Linked DNA regions of Homo sapiens: region 2 is linked to region 1. Evidence: chromatin contacts called from ENCODE Hi-C or POLR2A ChIA-PET data. All regions are on one chromosome and are shown on one strand. Each heading gives the region's core, a stretch centred on a gene start or an enhancer-like site at or near the end of the contact. The rest is flanking DNA. Distances are from core to core; before and after follow the strand shown. Region 1 holds the start of TEP1 (telomerase associated protein 1). Region 2 holds the start of AP1G2 (adaptor related protein complex 1 subunit gamma 2).

Region 1 (4,726 bases), core at 573-3,072:
TGCCAAAAGCTATTTAGTATTCTGGAAAATCATACCACATCAGTAATTCTGTTCATGGTATTTGAATCGCCATTATAATGCCTGTATCATTCTGCATTTGTAGCTGTTACATTCCAGGTGATTTTATATACAGATGCATATATCTGAGTACCACATTGTGTCTTCTTGAATGTTATACACAAACATTTACATATCTAAACATATAGTATTTAATTATAAGTCATATTCTTTCTAGTATTCCTTTTATCTCCCATCCAAGTACTAACCAAGCCCAACCCTGCTCAGCTTCCAAGATCAGAGGAGATCGGGCGCGTTCGGGGTGGTATGGCCGTAGACTCCTTTATATCTCTTTAAGAGATTTTACTAATTTTTTGGCCAGGCATGGTGGCTTATGCCTGTAATCCAAGCACTTTGGGAGGCCAAGGTAGGAGGACTATTTGAGCCCTGGAGGTAGAGAGCCTGGGCAACATAGCAAAACCCTGTCTCTACTTTTTGTCTTTAAATTTTGGTTTAAAATTGTGCGTGGGGGTAAGTTACATTCTTTACGAATTATGTTTCAGAAAAATAAAAAGAGCTTTAAAATATTTGTTATAAAAAGGAAATGTTTTAGTTCAGGTTGCTATAACAAATTACCGTAGACCGGGTGGCTTAAACAACAAATATTATTTCTCACAGTTCTAGAGAATGGAAGTCCAAGATCAGATTGCCAGCATGGTCTGCCTCTGAAGATGAGGGTCTTCCTTGGGATTGCAGATGGCTGTTTTCTTGTATCCTCATATCGTGGAAAAAGAGCTAGCTAGCTCTTCCGTCTCTCCTTATGAGGCCACCAATCCCATTTATGAGTATTCTAAACTCCATGACCTAATGACCTCCCAGAGATCCCACCCTAAATACCATCGCATTGGGATTAGGGTTTCAATATATAAATTTTGGGGAGACACAAACATAAAGACCATTGCAGGGAGTGTTGGGACTGGTGGCAATAGAGGTTTCTAAGGAAGGAAAGGGGTACTGGCTCAGTTAATAGAGGACAGAATGCCCTCAATTCTGAGCGGAAGCTCAGCTGTTACCTGAGACTCAAGGGTACCTCTCTAAGGAAAGCAATGATATTTTCCAGAAGACAGCTAATCTGCTTTATATAAAGGCAGAAAGCATATTTCTCCTGCTACTATGTTTGGTCCTCTCTTTATGAAGCTAGGATTATTAACCTAAGGGTCACTTGTCTCTTTCCTAAGCCTGGTTCCATCTTCCTGGAAAGGGTTCAGCATTAATCATTCAGGATGGCTCCAGATAGATTCTGTGTGATCCACGGATCTCTCTTCTGATCAACAGGAGGGGAGGCACTTGCTCTCAGTTCAGCGAACTTTGATTGACTGATGTCTACACTTGGTTACAGGCGGTTGCTTTCCGCTTTCCGTCTCCTTTTAAGGAGTTCCTCAAAGGAACTTTAGGATGAATTGAGTCTGACCGTCTTTGATATTAGGAAGGAGAGGTGTACAGCTAGGCAGCGAGCATGCTAAAATCTTTTCCAGGAAACGGTGTTTGAAGAGTTAATGGGAGAAAAAAAGACGAAAATTAGCCAGAGGAGACGAATTTGGTAGAGGGGGAAGCCCTAGGGACAGGAGAAAATAGGACCAGAAAGGGAAAAAAAATAGAAACAATAACAAACTAAACTCGGGCCCCAGAAAAGGCGGCAGGGGTCCTGGGCATTCGCGTCGCAGCCCTGGCATGTCGTCTTGCCCGGCCCTCGGCTCGCTGCCCTTCCAGCAGCTGCTGCGCCCCGCCCGGGCCCGAGAGTCTCCGCCCGCACCGTCTCTTCTCAGATCCGCATCCGGCTCCTCCCCCGGCTGCCACCCTTCCCACCGGCAGAATCCAGAGCGAAGTTTCTGCTTCCTGCTGCGGGAATCGGACGCCCCAGGTCAGGCACCCAGGGTTTCCAGCCCCAGTCTAAGGTAGGGTCCGAGCGCAGGCAGAACTTGCCCTGGCCCTGGGTCTAGGGCGCTGGGCTCTGAGGCTGAGAGCTGGGTGGGAAGTGCCTGGCGGGGCCGGTTAGGAACCACCCGAGACTCAGCTAGGGGTGCATCCACCCTGCTCCTCCCGGCGGCTCCGGGAAGGGGAGGGAGTGTATACTGCGTGAAAGGGGAGGTGAGAAAGGAGGAGGAGAAGGCTGAAGGAGAGGGAGGGACAGGAAGAGAGACCACGTAAGAATCATCCCCTCTTACTTCCTTGCCCTGTGTGCCCATCGAAAGGGGACAGTGGCTGTCACCAACAAATGGTAGTATGAGAACCGTTTGTGATAATAGAAACCCAGACTGTGCTTAAATGTGCTAGACTACCATACAGCCACTTGAAGAGTGAGGTGGAGGCCGGGCGCGGTGGTTCACGCCTGTAATCCCAGCACTTTGGGAGGCGGAGGTTGGGGATCACCTGAGGTCAGGAGTTTGAGACCAGCCTGACCAACATGGTGAAAACCCTCTCTACTGAAAATACAAAAAAATTAGCCGGGCATGGTGGTGGGCGCCTGTAATCCCAGTTACTCGGAAGGCTAAGGCAGGAGAATCGCTTGAACTCGGCAGGCAGAGATTGCAGTGAGCTGAACAACAGAGCCAGACTCCGCCTCAAAAAAAAAAAAAAAAAAAAAAGGAAAGAGTGAGGTGGGTATTAATGTGTTAACAGGGCAAGGTCTCTGAGATATACTAAGTGCAGAATAGCATCTAACTTATGATCCTGTTTGTGTAAAGCAAAAGCAAAAGCAGTGGTGATGGTGAAGGCATGTATTTGCATATGCATAGAAACTGTGAAACTGTTAGTATAAAACTGTGAGCAATGTTTACTTCCAGAGAAGGGAACTAGAGATGGAAGTGGGGACGGAACTTTAACTTTCCATTTGTGGTTCAGCCGAATCTCCTTTCAAAAACTCCAGGGTGCAAAACAATAAAATGAGCAAAATAGTGAGACTGTCCTTTTAAGGATAGGACAGTCTCACTATGTTGCTCAAATAAACTGTCCTTATTTTTCTGTTTATTTTTGGCTTGAGATCTCTTTTAAAAAAAATCTGAGTCAATTCTGAGTTTCCCCACTCCTTTCCTTGGGGGCTTATATAGGGCAACGACATGAGCAAAGTGTATTGGGCACAGAAGCCATCATTTTTTACGTGTTTGTCACACTGACGTCCAGTGAGATATTGTTGTCCTTTTTGGCCCTGGATTGTTAGTCATTCAGGTCTTCTTGGAAGTGTTCTGTACTTTTGTCCCTAAGCTTTTTCACACTAAGTTTAGGTGGTTGACTTAACAATATTATTCCCAAAATATTTACATATGAATGAGAGATTAGCCTTTGTCCAAATAAGTAAGAAAATACATTCCTTTTTTTTTTTAAATAGAGGTCTCACTATGTTGCCCAGGCTGGTCTTGAACTCCTGACCTCAAGTGATTCTCCCACCTCAGCCTCCCAAAATGCTAGGATTACAGGTGTGAGCCACCACACCCAGCCAGAAAATAGGTTCCTGATGGTATAATTCAAGCATTCTGTTAGGCAGAGGTTTCTAATTTTCAGTTTATGGAGATCCTGGGAGGTCCATAAATGGGCTTCATAGACACTCTGAAAATTGAGCACAAAACAGTATATACTTTTTTTTTTTCTGTGAAAAAGCTCCATAGCTTTTACCAGATTCTCAAAAGCCTCTGAATCCCGCTGACCAGCAATTGTGGGAACAAGGCTAAAAGGGTCTCTCTCCTCAGGAACTTAATGGTCTATTGGGAAGAAAGACAAACAGGTGATGTGCTCTATGATAGGGGACATATGGGTGTTGTGAAAACAAGGAGAAGGCCACCTAAATCAGACTGGGGCTTGGTGTCAGCACAGGCTTTTTGGAGGAGTTGATGAAACTGAAGTCTGTAGAGTGAGAGGAAAGTAGCATTTGGCCTTGTAAAGGAGGGGTGGTATTGGTAGAAGAAAGAGTGTTCCAGGGATCTGCCTGTGCACAGGCCCGTAGTCAAGAGATACCTTGGCAATTAATAAGCTAAATAAAATTTGTATGATTGAAGCTTAGAGTGCTGAGGGTTAGATCGGGGTGTTAGTGAGAGATGATGCTGGGAGGTGACCGGAAGTCGGGTTTTGTGTATGATGCTGAAGATGCAGAGGGGAGCAAGACAAAGGAGCCCTTACCTTAAGGAGTTGTATTTCAGTAAAGAGAAACAATTAGGCTGGGTGCGGTGGCTCACGCCTGTAATCCTAGCACTTTGGGAGGCTGAGGTGGGTGGATCATGAGGTCGGGAGATTGAGACCATCCTGATGAACATGGTGAAACCCTGTCTCTACTACAAATACAAAAATTAGCTGGGTGTGGTGGCAGGCACTTGTAATCCCAGCTACTTGGGGGGCTGAGGCAGGAGAATTACTTGAACCCGGGAAGTCGAGGTTGCAGTGAGCTGAGACTGTGCGACTGCACTCCAGCCAGCAATAGAGTGAGACTCCGTTTCAAAAAACAAAAAGCAAAAAAAAAAAAAAAAAAAAAAAAACCACAAAGGAGAAACAATTAGCAAGTGGGCTAATAAGCAAACATGCTTAAAAAAAAAGGAGTCCGCCAGGCACAGTGGCTCACACCTGTAATCCCAGCACTTTGGGAGGCCAAGGTGGGTGGATCACAAGGTCAGGAGTTCGAGACCAGCCTGGCCAGCATAGTGGAACCCTGTCTCTTACTAAAAATACAAAAAAAAAAAAAGAA
Region 2 (4,726 bases), core at 1,634-4,133, 3.2 Mb before region 1:
GGCCGGGCGCGGTGGCTCACGCCTGTAATCCCAACACTTTGGGAGGCCGAAGTGGGCGGATCACGAGGTCAGGAGATCGAGACCATCCTGGCTAATACAGTGAAACCCCGTCTCTACTAAAAATACAAAAAAAATTTAGCCGGGCGTGGTGGCGGGCGCCTGTAGTCCCAGCTACTTGGGAGGCTGAGGCAGGAGAATGGCGTGAACCCGGGAGGCGGAGCCTGCAGTGAGCTGAGATCGCGCCACTGCACTCTAGCCTGGGTGACAGAGCGAGACTCTGTCTCAAAAAAAAAAAAAAAAAAAAAAGTAACTTGCCCAGGGTTGTAAACTAATAATTAATGGGAGAGCCAGAACATTTTTCCCCCGTTCTCCTTCCATATCATTTCCAGCTCTCAGTTTCCTACTCCACCCCCACCCCCACCTCCGCACTTTCTCTCTTTGGTGCCCAGAAATAAAAAAGGAAAAGATTGTTCCCTCCCTACCCTGACTCTCCCTCCCTCTCCCGGGAAGAAGTTGAAATAGAGAAGAAGGCAGAAAACCGGGAGAGGCGGAGTTTGCCCAGAACCCTCTACTCTGATTGGGCTCTAGGCCTTCTGTTTCCTAGCAACCACATCCTCACCCCTTCATCCCTCTGCCTTACTGCAGTACTGGCTGCTGCTGCCAATGTCTGCTACTAAGGCCAGGCACCTCCTGCCTGGGACACATGATATGCTGATGGGAGGGGACTAGAGGGAGGAGGTGGAAGGGCTGTCCCTGCATTGAAGGTGTCAGAGGAAAGGTGGGGCCCTGCCTGGGAGAAGAGGGGGTTTTGCAATCCAAAACAAATGTTGGCGATCCCCCTGCTCCAGGCTGTGCAGGGAGGTGCCTGAGACCCTTCAGCTCTGCCACCTCAGTCAGGGCAGGAAGGTGGGCCCTGTCCTCGGGGACTGAGTCTGCTTCCCCCTCTGTCTCTCTAGGGAGCTGCCAACCCCCTGGTGGTGGGAGCCGTGGCCCTCCTGGACCTCAGCCTGGCATTCCTGTTCTCCCAGCTCCTCACCTGAGGCTACTTCCTGGCCTGGTTCTGGCTTTGGTTGCGTGCCTCTTCACCCCTTTGACCTGCCTTTTTTCTCTTCTCCTCTTCCTGGCTGTGTTTTCTCCTATCTTTCTTTCTCTTCTTCCTTTCTTTTCTGTGCTCCTTTGTTTTTTTCTCTCGCTTTTTCTTTCCCTGTCTTCTTTCAGATTATCTCATTTCTTCTGGATCTGTCTCTGTATTCCTCACTCCCTTCCCCATCCCAACCCCTTCTTTCTCTAGATTGTTTACATATGAAGGGCTTTTCTCTCTCAGAGTTGCTGTCTTCTCTGAGACACACAAATCTAAGTCAGACCATTGCTCCACGCCCTCCCACCTTTTCTTTAGACCTCAACTTCGCTGCGGGTGGGGGTTTGGTGTCCTAAGGAGACTCCTGGAAGCTGAATGGAGAGGAGGAAGAAAATGAAGAAGGAGTGATTGAATGTCGGGCAAGGCACTGGCTGAGCTGCTGTGGCTCCCTAGCCTAAGGGGCCTGCTGTCCCTCTGAGGCCTAGTGAAAAAGCTGCAGGAGGTGCATCCTCCACCTCTAATCTTGGAGGCTATTATCTTACCTCCAAGCACTGAGCTGGGTTACTGCCCAATTCCATCCTTCCCTGAAGGAGAGAAGGGAAGTGAAAAGTAGAGTAACTCCCCAGCATTTCCCTCTTTTTCTCCTCATCGGCCAGCCCCTCCTCCAGCCCCCTCTGGTGGCATGCCATGCCAAGAGCAACGTGTAAAGGAACAGAGAATATCCAATGCAGTCAAGTCCACCCTGCCCAGACTTTGCCACTGACTTCTCCCACCCTTCTGTCTCCCCCATAATAGTTTATTTGGTTGGTCTGGACTCACTTGTGGCCTTTGATTAAATTCCTAAGGGGCCTGAAGAAGACATTTCTACTGCAGAGGGTTAGAGGCACTTGAGCAAGGCCCCCACATCCCAACTCTGGGAGTTGTGGTGGGAGGAGGCACTTCTGGGGGATAGGACCAGACAAGATAACAGGAGCTCACATGGAAGCAGAAGCTGTGACAAGTTTAGTAGTCCCAAAATGGGTTATATCCCTTCCCCCTTTACATCAGAATCTTGTGAAATGGGAAAACAACAGAAGGAGGGGATCAAAGATAGCTGATCTCACATGCTTCCCAGGCAGGGCAGAGGTGGGAGTCAAACCCGGGTGACAGGTGGGTGGAGAGCCCTGTTTGAGGTTGTGGCTGATCCCTCTCTGGTATTAGTTTTTCCCCTGGGAGCAGGAAGCCCTAGGAAGAGGGGACTGCAGGGTCCCCAGGGGATCTTTCCTCCCTCCCCTGCATGAGGCAGAGGCAAGCTGCCTGCCAACCCCCTCCCTCAAGGAATGGCCTTGCCCAGGAATGCCCACCACACATACCCTCTTCTTTTTTTCTAGTCAAACTCTTGTTTATTCCTTGGCTTGCCTCCCTCCTTCCTCCCCTCTCAACCTTTACTTCTGATTTCTATTTCATGGAATTTGGGATTGAAGTTAAACTACAACAGTGCCGCCAACACCAAGTCTTGCAGGAAAAAAATACAAAGAAATTTAACAAAAAAAATATATTAATAAAAAAGTTCAAAAAAGGGGGGGGATTGTCATCTCCTTTGGGGTGCGATGGCTTCAAATCCAAACTGAGGCTCTCCGGGTGGTAAGGATGTGCGAGGAGGCCTCTTGAAGAACTCCAGGCCTATCATGCTGTCTCTCCGCTAAAGCCTGAGGCCCGAGGTCAGAGGATTCAGGAAGGCTCTGCAGTCGGCCCAGGAGGGCGGGGTCCCGTGGTGGAGGCGGGGAGAGGGAAGGACCGCACGGAGCACCAACCCCTGCTCGGCCCCGTACCAGGAAGCGCTGGGGGGCAGAGGAGCGGAGTTGAGGCAGAAGCCAGGTGAGGCTGGAGTCCTGGGGTAGGCAGGCTGTCGCTGCCGCTGCCGCTGCCTGAGATGGAAATCGGGGGAGGAAGCTCGCGGAAGAAACAGCGGAGGGTCGTGGAAAAAAAAGCAATGGCTGAGCTAGGGATGGGGTACCAGGTAGGGGGAGGAAACGGTAGAGAGAAATAGGTGGGGCTCCCGCGCATGCTCAATAGGAAGGGGCGCCGGTGGGGTGCGGACGCATGCGTAGTGGGCTTCTCGGGCGGTGGGGTGGGCGCGGAATTTGGAGACCCACTTCGGGAAAGGTAAAATGCGGGCGCAATTTTAGGGTACCTGTGGGACCCGGGCTCTTAGGGTCTTGACACAGGACGGGCCTGGGCCGAAAGCCCAGGCACGCCCGACCAGAGAGTGTTTCTCCACTCCCGGACTCTGCCAGTCAGGATGGTGGTGCCTTCGCTGAAGCTTCAGGACCTCATCGAAGAGATTCGCGGGGCCAAGACTCAGGCCCAGGAGCGGGAGGTGATCCAAAAGGAGTGTGCCCACATCCGGGCCTCCTTCCGCGACGGGGACCCAGTGCACAGGCACCGGCAGCTGGCCAAACTGCTCTACGTCCACATGTTGGGCTACCCCGCCCACTTTGGACAGGTACTGGCCAGGAATACCTCCCTCCTGAGCTTGATGAAGGCTAGTGGGGCAGAGTCCCAGACTCTCTCACCTGTTTATGCCCTGGTTTTTTAAATTCTACAATTTCAGAGTCTTCACAGCCTGCACTGCAAACCTCTTTCCCCATTGCTACCCCTACTGGTCATCAGCTGGCCTGAACCCTTCATTCTCTGGCCAGCCTCCTTTAGGGCAGGCATCTCCTCCTCTCCGCTCCCATCCTCCTCAACTCCTAGTTCCTCCTACCCACTAACGCCTGAATTTCCTAAGCTTCTCCTCTTGTTGAAGGGAGAGTGATGAGATATGATGCCCCACAGGTTAATCTGGTTTTAAAGAGGAAGATGGAACAGGGATGTGAGTGTCTATGGTTTCACCCCTGCCTCTTCCTGGTCTGCCCCCTTCACTATAGATGGAGTGCCTGAAACTGATCGCCTCCTCCAGATTCACAGACAAGAGGGTGGGCTACCTGGGGGCCATGCTTCTATTGGATGAGAGGCACGATGCCCACCTGCTCATTACCAACAGCATCAAGAAGTGAGAGGGTTCTGGCAATCACTTGGAATCAGGGAGATGGGAGAGTAGGGACCTTGGAAATCCCAGGGGACTGCCTGTTGTGGGTATTGAAAAGGACTGATTTTCTCAGAGGTTTGACTGACCGTCCTCCCAAACCCTGCAGTGACCTGAGCCAGGGGATTCAGCCAGTACAAGGCCTGGCCTTGTGCACTTTGAGCACCATGGGCTCTGCTGAGATGTGCCGAGACCTGGCCCCAGAGGTGGAGAAACTGCTCCTGCAGCCCAGTCCCTACGTGCGCAAGAAGGTGAGATGGCGGGACTCCTGGCACGTGCTCCTGCACACTGCCTGCTGCGTGCTATATAGTAGTAGATGCAGGGGTCCATCTCCTCTGACCCCTGTCTGAGGCCCCTGACCTCTGCAGGCTATTCTGACTGCAGTGCACATGATCCGGAAGGTCCCTGAACTCTCCAGTGTCTTCCTCCCACCCTGTGCCCAACTGCTTCATGAGCGTCACCATGGTAAGGCTGTGGGGCCCCCCATCCTTTGCTTCAGGTCTATGGACAGAAGAATTGAAAATCGGATGGGAACCCCAGCTCACAGGAGAAGGGTAGTGCACACACACAGGCACACACGC

The links. Hi-C counts contacts between places; a loop is a spot of excess contacts on that map. ChIA-PET counts read pairs that join two places held with the same protein, here RNA polymerase II (POLR2A). Pooled maps may share reads with other maps.
Region 2: a loop to region 1 is called in a pooled map, with 4 times the contacts of the local background. The contact joins the promoter of AP1G2 here to the promoter of TEP1 in region 1. A Hi-C loop is called at or near these places in 2 of 50 pooled maps. POLR2A ChIA-PET finds 5 or more read pairs at or near these places in 2 of 52 experiments (OCI-LY7 and activated B cell).

The regions. Positions count from the first base shown.
Region 1 is chr14:20,410,597-20,415,322 of GRCh38, reverse strand. TEP1 (telomerase associated protein 1) reads left to right here and starts at 1,822. Exons shown (of 55, transcript NM_007110.5): 1 at 1,822-1,918. It also overlaps the pseudogene RNA5SP382. RefSeq lists enhancers at 1,619-1,668, 2,169-2,238, 2,789-2,958, 2,068-2,984.
Region 2 is chr14:23,565,948-23,570,673 of GRCh38, reverse strand. AP1G2 (adaptor related protein complex 1 subunit gamma 2) reads left to right here and starts at 2,883. Exons shown (of 22, transcript NM_003917.5): 1 at 2,883-2,935; 2 at 3,355-3,563; 3 at 3,988-4,112; 4 at 4,255-4,396; 5 at 4,514-4,610. The coding sequence starts at 3,360. JPH4 (junctophilin 4) reads left to right here. Exons shown (of 6, transcript NM_001146028.2): 6 at 957-2,636. The coding sequence ends at 1,040. It overlaps AP1G2-AS1 (AP1G2 antisense RNA 1), which reads right to left. Exons shown (of 4, transcript NR_110555.1): 3 at 3,252-4,726; 4 at 2,598-2,985. RefSeq lists silencers at 1,692-1,791, 2,781-2,830 and enhancers at 3,311-3,550, 3,581-3,670.